Linked DNA regions of Homo sapiens: region 2 is linked to region 1. The links are chromatin loops, found by intact Hi-C in ENCODE. Cell type or tissue: psoas muscle. All regions are shown on one strand. Links, peaks and the distances in the headings refer to the core of each region. The heading gives the core; the rest is flanking DNA.

Evidence for each region. Peaks named below come from ENCODE experiments on the same cell type or tissue, not always from the same donor. Only the 100,000 strongest peaks of a DNase experiment are listed, where the experiment ranks them.
Region 2: a loop joins it to region 1, with 3.0 times the contacts of the local background. A loop is called at or near these places in 30 of 110 quality-filtered maps.

Annotation. Positions count from the first base shown.
Region 1 is chr11:76,669,337-76,672,236 of GRCh38, reverse strand. LRRC32 (leucine rich repeat containing 32) reads left to right here and starts at 1,490. Exons shown (of 3, transcript NM_001128922.2): 1 at 1,490-1,623. RefSeq lists silencers at 1,346-1,545, 1,606-1,735. In psoas muscle, for the core only: no CTCF peak of the experiment used is centred there; DNase peaks (open chromatin) are centred at 1,266, 1,396 and 2,236; H3K4me3 peaks cover 2,052 bases; H3K27ac peaks cover 2,500 bases; H3K27me3 peaks cover 1,605 bases.
Region 2 is chr11:76,597,010-76,599,909 of GRCh38, reverse strand. No RefSeq gene overlaps it. Among named protein-coding and RNA genes, the nearest start is that of LINC02757, 32 kb to the left of the region's middle. RefSeq lists a silencer at 1,222-1,301 and an enhancer at 1,932-2,583. In psoas muscle, for the core only: a CTCF peak has its summit at 1,208; no DNase peak of the experiment used is centred there.

The DNA.
Region 1 (2,900 bases), core at 194-2,693:
GATCTGAGGCCTTGGGTGGCTGGGAGGGAAGGGAAAGAGGTTTGGATACCCTTCGCAGGCCCTGCTGAGAGATTCCTTACCTGCACCTCCTGCCCATCCCCTCACTGCAGCTCAGGCCTCCTCCTTAGGGAAGCCTTCCCTGATTTCCTCTTCTAAGACTAGGTCAGGCCCCTATGGCACCTGCTATCATGGCTTGTCCTCTCTGGGTTGACCCCATCTCCCCAGATCCATCTCCACAGTGGACTGAACAGGGGTAAGAAAAGGCAGTAACTGTAGAGACTTCAGGGAATCCCGCTTCTGAGCCCAGCCTTACCCTGATTTGCCACAAGGCCCTGGGTGGTCACTTTCATGCATGTAAAATGGGGCACCCTGCCCCACTCTCAGGGCTGGTGACGATCAGGGAAGAGAAACACTGTGGAAGAGGCCCCTTCTACACTTGGAACCAGGACCTGGAGGACAGCCAGGGCCCCTCTCTTCTAGGGACCCGCATACTAGAGTCCACAGGCAGCAAGGCAGGGTACCTGTGATTTGGTAGGGTCAAGGCATCTAGAAGAGAGGTGGCTTTGGGAAAGATCTGCTTCAACCTCCAATCTAAATGACAATACCGCCACCCCATATTTGCACAGTACTTTAAAAATTCGGGCAAGATAATGCCCAAACTGAATCAGACTTAGCTTTATGAACAGATTGGGCTCAAATCACTGATTCTTATTAGCTGTGTTGACTTTGGACACGCCATTTAACCTTTTCTGAGCCTCAGGTTCCCCAGCTATAAATAGGGACCTTACTAGTCTCAGACAATTGGTTTTCATGTGTACACACTGCCCCCACCCCTAGCCTCAGCTTCTCCATCCGAAAACAGGACTTTGATGGTGCCGTTTCACAGGCTGTTGAAGGGTCCCGCAGATGATGGAGGAGTACGGGTCCAGACACTAGAGCACAATCCGGAGAGGAAAAGTGACCTGCCAGGACCCACCAGAGTGGACGGCTTGGTGCGGGGAACCCCCTCCGCGGCCGCCCCAGGGCCAGCGAAGGGTCATTTCCTTCCGCATTCAGCCCCGCCGTCACCTCGCCTGTTTGCCCCCGCGTTAAGTGCGGCGGCGCCAGCAGCTGGGAAATCGGGGCCAGGCCGGATTTCCTCTGTGGACCTGCGGCTCCTAGAGCCACCGCGCCCCCCTCCGGACCCCGCGGGGCCGCGAACTGCACGTGCGGCGGCCGCTGGGATGGGCCTCGCTCCCACGGCGCTTCCTCTGCAACCCCTCTCCCTCCCGCCCTCTCATCCCCCCACACTGGGCCCCCGCCCCTTCCCGGCCGAGGTCCCAGGGTGGTGAAGATGCTTCGCCGCCCCACCCCACTCCGCCCCCGCCGGCTCCGGATAAACCGAGGCACGGGGCCAGGCGCTAGGACCCCACGGCCTCGCCAGAGGGGGGCGTGGCGGGGCGGGCCGGCGGGAGAGGTATTTAAATTGCAGCCGGAGCGCGGGGGCTCCGGTGGGGCAGCTGAGCGGCCTGCTCCTCCTCGGGCCGTGACCCCGGGGTCTGGCGCGGGGTGGGACCCGGGGGCGGGTTTGCGCAAAATGTGCCGAGACTGCCCGGGAGAGGAGCTGCGGCCGCGCTGAGCCAGGTAGGAGCCGCCGGGCAGGCGAGGCTGGCCGGCCCTCGGGGGGCGCACTGTCGCGCGCCTCTAGCGAGCGCAAGGCGGGGGCTGGTCCCAAGGGACGCCCCCCAAACACTCCCCTCCCGCCATCCCCACTGCGCGCGTGGAGCCGGGGCTGACCCTCCCTCGGTCCCTGGGAGTTCCCCAGCGCTCCTGTCTTGGCGGATCTTTCCCGCAAAGGGGTGAGGCCGGCCTTCCCATTTGACAGCTGGGAAAACAATGGCCTGAAGACCGTGACTTGCCCAGGAACACACAGCTAGGCAAGGGCAAACCGGAATTTGAATTCAGGTTTCCTGCAACGCTCCGATCCCAGCCAGGCGTGGGGCTGCCCATCCCACAGCACTAGATGGCCTGCCCATTTCTCGTAGTGGGGTAGGGGGCACCCACCGCTCTCCAAGGGGCTCTGAACCCAGCCTTCTTCATGGGTGGTAAGATGTGAGGGGCCCCCACCCCCACGCCGAGCTGCCTGAAATTCCGCCATCACAGCCACATTCCTTTGGGTTAAGGTCTAATTCCCCCGTGGGATGCACATGTCTCCAGAACGAGGCTTGCCCTTAGTGATTCACTGCTTGACAGGAACGTCCGCAGCAGCTCTCCCAGGACCCCACTCTGCCAGTAAGTCAGCTGAGGCCGAGAGGAGGGAGAGAGGACCTCAGAGGCCAGACTGTGAGCTAGTCTGCCCTGCTCCTGCGTGTGAGGGGTCGTTGGCAGGGCTTAGGGAAGGAGACCTTGATTTGGTATAGTGGGAACATTTGCTTTGGAGACAGATGAACTGGATTCTGATCGTGACCCTGCTATTTTCTCCTTGTGTGACTTTGGGTAAGTCACTTCTCTGAGCCTCCTTTTCTTCATGGGCAAAAAAAAGACAGTTCTATTGGGGGCAGTCGGCTCAGCATGTGCTGGAGAAAACACAGTATTCAGGTCATGTAGAACTGGATAAATCCCAGCTCCAAAGCCCTTATGAGCTGGGTAACTCTGGGGGTAAGTCACTTCACTTTCCGGAAACTGTTTTCTCATCCGTAAAATGGGAATTACAGTAATTTCCTCAATAGGTGATTGTGAGAATTAAATGAGATGATATAGGTCAAGTGCTTAGAAGACTAACATCCTTAAATGTAGGGGTGGGCTTATTGTGGTAGTAGTCATTGCCCCCCGTACCCCTGCTCTTTCTCTCTCACTCTCTCTCTCTCTCTCACACACACACACACACACACACACACACACACACACACACATTCTTTGGC
Region 2 (2,900 bases), core at 224-2,723, 72 kb after region 1:
GTCGCTTCACTTTTAAGAGCCTCACTTTCCTCATCTGAAAATGGGCCAGCCGGGCTATCTGTTGGGCTACATAGAGCCTGAGGCCTGAAAGGGAGCTACCATCCCCCTGCCTCCTTCCTGCCTCACTTGCTCCCCACCCTTCCCTGGCCCACCACCTTGGCACCTGCCTCCTCTCTGTGGCTGGCCTAGTGAGCCTGAGGTCAAAGGCCACATCCCTAACTCTTTCAGGTCCTTTAACAACTGCTGTTTACTACAAACCAAGAGCTGTGCAGAGCGCCATGCCTCGATGACATCCCTACAGCTCTATGAGGTGGGCGCGGTGATTACGCCCATTTCATAAGTGAGGAAGTTGAGGTGCAGACAGGAGGGGCTTACCCCAGCCACACGGTGAGCACGAGGCAGCGCCCGGACTCACCTCCAGGTCTCTCTGACTCCTGAAGCCATGCTCCTCAGGACCACAGAGGCTGCCTCCTGCCCGCAGAACCCTCTCCAGAGGAGAGGGGATTCCTTGCGGGTGACTCAGGGCCTGGGGCAAGGAAGCCACATCCCTGGGGTCTGCTGGGAAGGAGAAAGTGACGCCAGGGTAATTCCCATACAGCTATGAGGTTCTTAGCAGCTGGGGGAGGGGGCCGCAGGCTTTGTTGGCTACCCTCATGGTGGGGGCAGCAGGGAGGGTCCCTTAGCTGAGTCTAAGCTTCCTGGGAGGCTATGGGATGTGCGGGAAAGGGTGGGGAGCGGGTGAGGCCACAGCGAGTGTGTTCTGCAGCCTGGGGCCACCAGGGGAGCAGACATTCTTCAGCAGCTGCTGGAAATCCCAGGGGCTGCTTTTCCTGGGAGCCACCAGGAAGATGCCCTGGAAGTGGCCTTTCCAAGGTTCTGGAGCAGGGCCATCCAATAAAACAGAATGTGAGACTCGGATGTAATGACATTTCTCCAGTAGCTACATTAAGAAAGTAAAAAGAAACAAGTGAACTTAATTTTAATAATATATTTAACTTAATATATCAAAATATTATCCTTTCAACATGTAATCAGTATTAAAAATTATGAATGTTGTATTTCATTTTTTTTTTTTTGTATTGTTGAAACCTGGTGTGTCTTTTCCACCCACAGCACAGCTCGTTTCAGACCAGCCACATTTCAGATGCCCAGTAGCCGCGTGCGGCTGGTGGCTACTAAGCTGGAGCGCACAGTTAGAGAGACCTCTAGGGGTGACTTGAGGATGCTGAAGGAGCCAAGGGGCAAACCTCAGTGAGTGGTGCCAGGACCCAGAGGTCACAAGAGGGTCCTGGGACCAAGTGTCATGTATCATTTAGTCTTCTCAACACCACCCAAGGCAGCATGATCACCCCTGTTAGGTAGATGAGGGAGTCAACTCAGAGGAGCCGGGTGGCTGGCACAAAGTCTCCTAGCAGGATGGGAGCTAGTCACCCCCCAGCACTGAGATGATGCTGCAGCCCACCCTACCCCAGGGGCACAGAGGAGCAAAGGAAGGCCCCCCACCCCAGGACTGCTGACCTCACACGTCTTCCCAGCCCCAGGCTTGCCCAGTGAGGGTTGGCACATTTAGGGGAGTCCCTCAGCCACCTTTCTTCATGCAGGAGTCAGGGAGGAAGTGGGCAGGCAGGCAGGTGGGTAGCAGCAGCCTCTTTCTCCTTCATCTTGCCCTGTCACAGACTGGTGTGGGTGGTGCCAGGTGAGCCCACCTAGAACGTGGCTTTTCCCCCTCCCCATTCCCATGGACACACGCATGTGCATGGGTCACAGGTGCTGCCTCTGGCTGGTCCACATTAACCCACACAGCTTCCCACCCTGGCTGCCCCTCACCCCAGCTGGTCCACGTGTCCACACCACCCAGAGCAGCACCGTTCACATCCACTGACTCAGCCAAGATTTCCTGAGGGTCAGCCTGGCAGGAATTTTGCCCATTCTACAGATGAGGACACGAAGGTCCAGAAAGGGGTGGGACTGGGTTCCCTGACTGCTGCTGGGCCTTGGTCCATGGCATCCACTGGCTCTCACTGGTCAAGGCAAGGAAGGCCCCTGGGAGGGGCACAGCATTTGGTGGGTACAGAGGAGGAGGTGGGTTTGCAGGGCTCAGGGCCTGACCATGGGCTCTGAAGGCAGAGGACAGAGTCTGTACAGGGGATTAGACATGGCCACTGGGTCCAGTTATGGAAACAGCCGTCCCCGCTCCCCTGCCACTGGGGTGCTCTGCCCGACCGGAGGGGGAACCAAGCTTGCGTCTCCCGCACTCATGAAGGGAGCACCTCTAGTTCCCAGGGCCAGATGGAGTGAGGGCAAGAGTTGGGGAGGTCTAATTTGCATCCAGGTTTCTGGTTTGAATACTAAGCAGATGGATGGTGGTGGCATTTGCTGGGATGTGTTGTGGGGAGCACATGGGGGAGGCTGAGTTGGGGTTGGGCAGTTTAAGTCCTGGGGGAGATACTGGGTAGAGAGCCTGGGCAGGGAGGGCCTGGGAGGCCTCCATGGAGTGGGCTACAGTGTGGGAAGGGGCAGTGACCAGGAGGGTGCCTTCCCAGTGAGCCTTCCCAAACCGCCCTGTTTAAAAGTCCACCATTCCACACTCCCTATCCCCCTCTGTGCCTCAGTTTCCCTGTGGAACGTATACCATGGAACATACTATTAACCTGTCACTCACCTTCCTTATTGTTTGTTCCCCACGTGGAGGAATGGTGTCTGTTGTTTGCTTGCTTGCTTGTTTGTTTGTTTGTTTGTTTCTCTGCTGGGCCCTGTGCTTGGAGCATTGCCTGCCTCAAAGGTGCATAAATGATGAATGCCTGAAGAGCTGAGGGCTCTGGATGGAGGATGGAATGGGGAGGTGGAGGTGGGGATCGGCATTTAAGAGGTGGCTGAGCAACAAGTTCCAGCCAGCGAGG